2 separate regions of the Homo sapiens genome follow, and region 2 is linked to region 1. The links are chromatin contacts, found by Hi-C in ENCODE. All regions are on one chromosome and are shown on one strand. Each heading gives the region's core, a stretch centred on a gene start or an enhancer-like site at or near the end of the contact. The rest is flanking DNA. Distances are from core to core; before and after follow the strand shown. Region 1 holds the start of GFPT2 (glutamine-fructose-6-phosphate transaminase 2). Region 2 holds the start of FLT4 (fms related receptor tyrosine kinase 4).

What was found. A loop is a pair of places that touch in the nucleus more often than their neighbours do.
Region 2: a map of endothelial cell of umbilical vein shows a loop between it and region 1 (3-fold over the local background). The contact joins the promoter of FLT4 here to the promoter of GFPT2 in region 1. A Hi-C loop is called at or near these places in 1 of 168 maps with a recorded cell type or tissue (endothelial cell of umbilical vein).

What each region holds. Positions count from the first base shown.
Region 1 is chr5:180,351,114-180,355,279 of GRCh38, forward strand. GFPT2 (glutamine-fructose-6-phosphate transaminase 2) reads right to left here and starts at 2,223. Exons shown (of 19, transcript NM_005110.4): 1 at 2,098-2,223. The coding sequence starts at 2,104. RefSeq lists an enhancer at 377-877 and a silencer at 2,250-2,479.
Region 2 is chr5:180,648,201-180,652,076 of GRCh38, forward strand. FLT4 (fms related receptor tyrosine kinase 4) reads right to left here and starts at 1,400. Exons shown (of 30, transcript NM_182925.5): 1 at 1,288-1,400. The coding sequence starts at 1,345.

The DNA.
Region 1 (4,166 bases), core at 973-3,472:
AAAATTTAAATGAATTCATGCCAAAAGAAAACAACCATAAAAGGAAAATCAGTATCACTTGTCATACATACTCAGACCATCATCCCCCCCAAACAGACCAATGTATTCAATTCTAGCCAGCTGCTGCTGCCTGCTCTGAGCCAGGAATGGCTTCCCCTCTGCACAGGATACTTAAGCAAGTGTCAGAGAGATGTTAAGGACACGTTAGCACCAAGTTGAAACTTTCTCCTGATGTTCTTGAAAAGGAAATAACTTTCCCATGCAGGGATTCCACGACTTCCTGCTGAGCTGTGCCCTCCCCACTTCCCCCACCCTGCCCCCAGCCCCAAATCAGCAAATCTGGGAATTCTGAGAAGGCACCTAAGCCAGCACGCACTCTTTGATTCTGGCTCCGAGTGGGCACCCCCATGGACCGCAGCCACTCCTGAGCCCTGGGTGTCCTTTGGGGACCTCAAGCTCCTTCTCACATACAACCACAAGTCAGTACCAGAAAATCTGAAGATACAGGTGGTCACACCCCAAAGCTCAACCTTTCCCTAGGAGACAACGCGTGTGTGTCCCTTTAAGAAGCAGAACAAAAACACTTGTGATTTTGTGAGCTGGAGGAGGTAGAGCCCCCCCAAAGCTCAGAGAGACTTGGGAAAAAGCAAGATGCCAGTAGGAAGGAGGATGACAGGCAGGGGTGGCAGTGGGGGCAGAGGAGCATCTGAAAGGAAGGGGAAGGGGAGCCTCTGGTGCTGTGGGCAGACCCTCCTGGTTCAAGGGTCTCCTGCACAAGTCTGGCCCCAAGGCCACCAGTTTTGGCCAAGGGTCTTGAATGCTACACTGAGAGGTGTGGAACATCAGGGCTTGGACATCTGGCAAAACTACCACCTTTGCCTCATCTCTGCCCCCAGAAACACCCAAAGGTGGCTCTACACATGGAGAATGGCGTCTGGGAGCACGAGATTTTAGCTGAGGGTTCAGGAATTTCCACGGATGCCTGTTCAGCCTGGGTGAGGCGGCATCCCGAAGCACGCTGCCCGCTCCGCCGTAGGTCGTTCCCTTCTGCCGAGCAGCTGGCCTCCGAGACAAGAGGCCTGCACAGACCTCGGCCAGGGCTCACCGCGGGCGCACCCCACCCCGGCCCTCAGCAAAGTCAGAGAGAGGCCTTTCATGGCTTCGAAAGTTCCTCCAGGTCCTCCAGCCACAGGAGGCTGGAATGGGTAACCGAATCCTACTCAAGGAAAAAAAAAAAAAAAAAAAAGAGCACAGTGACCTTTTGTCCCAGCAGAAGTTCCCGGCTCTCTCCCGGCCAGCGGAGGCGGCCCAGCCAGGAGAGTAAAGAATTGCAGATGTGCGCTCCGGGCCGCGGCCGCCCTCCCCACGGTCCCGCAGCCACGCGGGACAGCGCGGGAGCGCCGCGGGAATCGGACGCCCGGCCCCGCTCCCCGCCCCGGACTCCCTCTCGTGGCTTCGGGCCGAGGTTCGGGCAGTGACTGCCTCTTCCCCGCGCAAAGAGGCGGTAACGCGGCAGCGACCCTTCTAGGGACCAGACGTTCCTTTGGGGTCGCGAGGAGGACGCGCAGGCCCTGCCTGAGGCACTGACGCAGCGGGGGCGACCGGGCGGGCTGCGGGGACGGCGGGGCGGGGTCGCCTCTCCTCTCCTCGGTGGGCGCGGCGGGCTGAGTCGGGATGGGCGCCCCGCACTCGGGATGCGCCGGCCTGCGCGTGGCCGCCTTTGTGGGCGACTGGGAGACGTGGAGGAGAGCGACCTCGGTCGGCATGGGGTGGGGACCCCTCTGTTACGGGGTCCAGGCCGGACCGGACCAGGTCCCTCCCCTCCGTGGGGACCGGGCCTCGGTCCCCCTCACTGTGTCCGAGACCAGGAGTCGGGTTGGGCATCCCCCACCCACACCTCCGAGACGGCCACTCGGGGAACGCGGGTGAGGGGCAGCCAGGCCCGGCCGACGACAGCCCCTCGGTAGGGGCCCGGGGCAGATCGGCGCCCCCAGCCAGGTCCTCGGCGCCTGCTTGCGGGCGGAGGCGCGGAGAGGCTGCGGCGCCGGGACCCGCGGACGGCGTGGAGGAGGCGGCTCGGGCGGGCGCGGCACTCACCGCACATCGTGGCTGCTTCTCGGGCTCCTTCGCGGCTCGAGGGGGTCTGCCCGTTCGGACGCTGGGGCTCCTCCGTGGGCTCCTCCGTGGGCTCCGTGGGCTCCGTGGGCTCCGCGGGCTCCAGCTCCCGTCCGCTCGGCCTCCAGCCCTTATAACCCGGAGCCCTCCGAGAGGGCGGGGAAGGGGGCGGGGAAGGGGCGGGGCTTCCCCCGCCCGCCTGCTCCCATTGGCCCCCGGTTGTCGTGACAACGACGGGACCCGGCCCCCAGGAGCCAGGGAGGGGGGCCGAGGGGCGGCTCCCAGGCGCGGGTCGGGCGTGTAAGGCTGGGGCGCCGGGCGCCAGATCCCGGAGCGGGGCTTAGGGCAACCAACGGCCCGAGTTCAGACCCCGACTCAACCAGAGTAGGCGTGGAAGCCGGGCAGGGCCCGATCGCGCTGTGCCTCCGCTTTCCCGTCTGTGAAACGGGGCTACCCAGGGAAGCTCCCTCCCACGGGGTGCTGAGAAGTCAGACGGGCCGCGTAAGGGGCAGAGCGAGGGGTCCGGCATCACTCGCGCGCTCCGGAAACCCGCGTGAGCCGCTGTTCCTGCCGCGCTCCCATCTGAGTGACAGGCTTGTTTCAGAGCTCCGCAGACCTCTAAGCCTGGCCCTCACCCTGCGTGGAGAGAACGCCCGGGCTTGGCGGAGAGACGAGAAAACCGAGGCTCCCGGAGGCAGACAAGGACTCTGCCAAAACCGGACGCCGCGGCGGTGGCAGAATTCGACCCTGGGATTTGCCGCGGAGCCCGAGCTTGAAGGCGAGGGTTCCGCAGGTTGTGAACGAAGCTGGAGGCGCCCCAGGAAGCCCCGACCCCACCCGCGCCGAGCTGCCCCCTCCCCAGATCTGCCTCGCGCTGCAGGCCCGCGAGGGACCCGGGGGTTCCTACGCCTGGGGTCGGAATCCGACCCCCCAGTGAGGCACCAAGGCCCGCGTTTCTCCGCCCTGGTTCCCGGCCGTCCCTCCCGTTCCCCCTGCACTCTGGGCCCCTCGTCTCCCGAGGAAGGTCACGAGAACCGGCCCAACGTTTGCGCACTTTGAAGTTTTTTTTTTTCTTAAAAAAATCCTGAAATTCTAAACGGATCCTCCTCAGTCGTGTAAAAAAAAAAAGATTTTTACATCTCGTCTAGAGCATTTTTCTAACATAATCCCTCCCTAGTTTCACCGCGACTCTGCAAGCCCTGGGGGAAGGAGGTTGTGCCATTGGAGGGTTGGGAAAACTGAGGCTCCACGACAGCGAAGGAGGGGGCTTGGGTGAGTCCTGTTGTTGGGAAATCTCAGAGCGATTCAGGAGCCGCAGCGTTTGCCCCCAACCCTCCACTATGCAGGGTCGCTTTCCTTCCTTCCTTCTCTCATTCCTAAGAACCCACTTCACACCTGTCAGGGTGCAGGTGCAAGAGACTTATTGATGAATGAGAACAGATCTGGCCCTGCCCTCCTGGCACTTACAAGTGAAGGGGAAGCAGACACTAAGCTCGTGGTTACACAGAGAGCTAAAAATTCCAGGTAGGATACAAGGAGGGGGCTGGGCCAGCGGTGGAGAGGGTGCCAGGCTCTGCCTGGGACTGGGCAGGGCTGCGCTGGTGCAGGTGGTCCAGAGCCTAGCGAAGCCAGGAAGGAGGGAGCAGCAGGCAGTGCAAAGGTCCCCTGGATGAGGGCTAGAACTTGAATGTGGAGATCAGGTTGTTTGGCCCAGACTGGCCTCCACTGTTGTAACTGAGGCGGGGACAGGGTGATGTCAACAGGCCCTCTGATAGCACCAAGACCCCAGGAGCCCTGGGGTCTTAGCAGGGTCCAAATCTGTCCTTTATCCTCCTGGAGGAGTCACAGGTCCACGGTGAGGAACGGCATGAGTGCACACTACCACCCATGGGGATGTGTCTGTAGCAGCTGCCGGCCTAGCATCACTCCTGCTTTGAGAACCCTCTGAGAGTCATCTGGGAGGTTGATGGCCTGGGCCTGGCCACACAGCCTGGGCAGTGGTTCAGAGGTCAGCATATGGCCCAGGCTGGGACGTTGATGACCTGCTCCAG
Region 2 (3,876 bases), core at 150-2,649, 300 kb after region 1:
AGGGCAGCGCCCTGATCTGGCCTGCCCGACTCGGAGGCCCAGATAGATGTTCTCCTCCCTCCTCCCCTGGTTGAGCCAGACCTGCCCCCTCTCCTGTCCTCTGCCCTTCAGCCAGTGGACATACAGGTGGTGAGCAAAGGCAGGCTTTGTCAGGCTTACTTTGGGCCTCCTGGGGACCTTGGGGAAGTGACACATGTCCTTGGTCTAAGCTTCTCCATGTGTAAAATGGGTCTGACACTCCCTGTGAGAATTACAAGCATGTAAAGCCAGTATTTAATTCCTATGGCGTGCAGAAATGTTGAGGTCCCCGTCGCTGACTTCAGGGCTTCAGACACTGGAACCCCTGACCCCGCCCTTACACCCTTTGATTTCCAGGGACACCAGCTCCGTGGGGACTCCCAGCTCATCTTCTCAGCTTCCTCCCTGACATCTCCATCCACTCCCTCTGCCGCCCGCTCATCCCCCACAGTCCCTCTTTCCAACCCCTCCGCCTCCGCTTCAGGTCTGCGTCTCTCCCCGCCAGAGCCACATCCCAACACAAACCGAACCCCGCCTCTCCTGTGCAGGGGACCCTCCCGCGGGGGCCTCTGCTCCTCAGCTGGCCTTCGAGGCCCCTGTCCCCTCAAATCCGGGGACCCCTGGCCTTCCGCCCCTTCTGCGGCGCTGACAGCCCGCGATTCGCCTCCTCAAGATTCGTCTCAAGTGCCAGCGTGCACCTGCACCCGTCCGCCTCGGGCGCGCGGTGGTCCCCGGCCCCTGTCCCCGCCGTCGCCGGCCACGGGGAGGGGGAAGCCCGCCTCGAGCGCCCTCTGGGGGACCGACCGCGAGCGGAGGCGCTGGGCGTCGGGAAGTGCGCACCCAAGTCCGGGGCCCGGCCGGGATGGATCTCCGGCGCGCGTGGGTCGGGACGGCGCGGCGCGGGGACCCCGCGGGGAAGCGAGTAAGGGCGCGAAGGATCCGGGCTCAGCGCGCAGCCCGGCAGGGCCCGGCTCCGAGGACGCGGAGCCACCGACGGAGACGCGGATTCAGGGGCCGGGAGAGCTACCCCTGCGCCGAGGCGCGGCCCGGCCGCCCTGGCCCTGACCCGGCTGCGGTCCCCGCCCGCCCCTTCCTCATCCCGAGGTCCCGCGCCCCAAGCGCCGTGCTCCCCTCAGGCGTCCGCGCACCAGGGCCACCGTGTCCCCCGCCCGTACCCGGCGGAGCGGTCTCAGCGCCCGCCCCAGGTGCGCGGTACCCCCTCCCCGGCCAGCCCCACGCTCGGGCGGGTGGCCCGTTCGCCGCGCTCACCGTCCAGGAGTCCCAGGCAGAGCCACAGTCGCAGGCACAGCGCGGCGCCCCGCTGCATCTCCGGCCGCTGCGCGTGGGTCCGACCCGAGCGGCCGCGGCTCGGGGCTGAAAGTGTCCGCGCGGGCGCCGGCTGGCCTGGGGCGGGGCGGGGCGGGGCGGGGGCCGGAGGCGGGCCCGGGATTCAGGCCGCTCCCCGCGCCCCCCTCCCCCCGTCCCTCCCAGCCCGCCGCGGGGCGTCCGGTGCACCCGAGCAGTGCGCGCTCCGCACCACAGGGTCCGGGCCCCCTCCTGGGCGGCTCCGGGCGCGGGGACGCGGGTAACGCAGACGGTCTCGCGATGCGCTCCGGAGGTGATGGAGCCTGGTGGGCAAAGGGGAGCAAAATGCGGCACGCGCTCTTTTCCGTCCTTTCTTTCCATCGGTAAAATCTAGACTAAACAAGAAAGCAATCCTTGTAAAAATAGTATGTTACATCTTTGAAAATAGTGGCACCAGCCGGCGTAACATAGGGAGACCCAGTCTCAAAAATAAACAAGCAAATAAATAAAATAATACGCCGAGCTTGGTTGTGCGCGCCTGTAATCCCAGCTTCTCGGGGGGGCTGAGGCAGGAGAATCGCTTGAACCCGGGAGAAGGAGGTTGCAGTGAGCCGAGATCGCGCCACTGCACTCCAGTCTGGGAGCCAAAAAAAAAAAAAAAAAAGCAAAAACAAAACCCGTTCAGCAGTGTTTACCTGCACAGTGTCGACGGACAGTGTCGACGGAAGCCGCACCCGTGAGCGGGACACCCGGGATGACCGACCCCCTCCCTGCAGGCCTGGCCTCCTAGCTTTAGAACTCCCCCAGATGTTTTGTTCTCAGCTCAATCAGGACCCGCCCCCACCTTTTTAATAAAGCGACACTTTGCTTTTGCTTTCTGACTTGGCAACCCTCTTACAGACTTCCGTTCTCTTTTCAGTTTGTCTCTAGAATTTTCCTGTTTAATAATGAAGCCCATGACCATGACTGTCTCAACCTCCTTCCCTGCTTTTCGTTTCATTCACATTTTCCATCCCCCCACCCCCGCCCCCCAAAGCCCTTTCATCCTCGCCAAAAAGCAAGAGTAGATTTTCAATAACCACTACCAGCTCTCTCCAATCCAGGTAAGAAGTGGCTATATTATTAAGCTGGAATCACAAATCAGTGCGGATAGTGTAGATAATTTAACAAATAAGGTTGGGGAAACTAGGTAACCAAGCGATACATGAAGTTAGGTATTTATCAATCATATATTGATTTTTTTTAGCTTTGAAAGATTATGAGATGTAACACACTTATGGAAAGTACATAATATATCAGCATATTATAAACCTGAATTTTAAAGCAACAAATACCTGTGTTTCCATTCTCCAGGCCAAGGGATGTAGAATGACATCCCCACATCCCCTCACTTCCCATCACAAACCCCTCACCAACCCCAGAAGATGCCCACTACCCTGGCATTATCATTTCCCTGCTTTTGTTTATCATTTTATCATCAAAATATATGTTTTGCTTTTTTTTTCAGAATGTACTTTTTTTTTTTTTTCTCAAAGTCTCTCTTTTGTTGCCCAGGCTGGAGTGCAGTGGGACGATCTCACTGCACTGCAATGCAACCTCTGCCTCCTGGGGTCAAGCAATTCTCCCGCCTCAGCCTCCTGAGTAGCTGTGATTCCAGGCACCCGGCACCATGCCCGGCTAATTTTTGTATTTTTAGTAGAGATGGGGGTTTAACCATGTTGACCAGGCTGGTCTCAAACTCCTGACTTCCTGATCTGCCAACCTCAGCCTCCCAAAGTGCTGGGATTATAGGCATGAGCCACTGTGCCCCGCCCAGAATATACTTGTTTTTTTTTTGTTGTTGTTGTTGTTTTAGACAGGGTCTCACTTTGTCACCCAGGCTGGAGTGCAGTGACATGATATCTGCTCACCGCAGCCTCAGCACCCCCCGGGCTCAAATGATCCTCCCACCTCAGCCTCCCAAGTAGCTGGGACCACAGATGTGCGCCACCACACCCAGTGACTTTTTTGCATAGCTGGGTTTTCGCCACGTTGCCCAAGCTGGTCTTGAACTCCTGGGCTCAAGTGATCCACCTGCCTCAGCCTCCCAGAATGCTGGGATGACAGGGATGAGCCGCCGCATCCAGCCAGAATGTGCTTTTAAAATTTTAAAGTATACTTAGAGGACATAAGTGCAGATTTCTTAATTCATATATTGTGTACAGGTGAAGTCTGGGCTTTTAGTGTACGCGTCACCTGTACAGTGGACACTCTACCCAAAAGGTGATTTTTCAGTCCTTACCTCTTGCCCTCCCTCCCTGCTTTTGGAGTCTCCAGTGTCTATTACTCCTCTCTGTGTGTTTGTGTCCCTACAGTTTAGCTCACATTTTGCTTGTTGTTTTTTTTTTCCACTTTATCTCAGTGCCTTCATACCATTTATATTCTTTTGCTCAACACCATTAGTGAGATTCATCTATATTGCTGTGATGATCTATACTTTGCTCATTTTCGTAACTGCATAGTTTTCCACAGTAGGATACACCACAATTTGTCCATCTACTATTAATGGAAGTT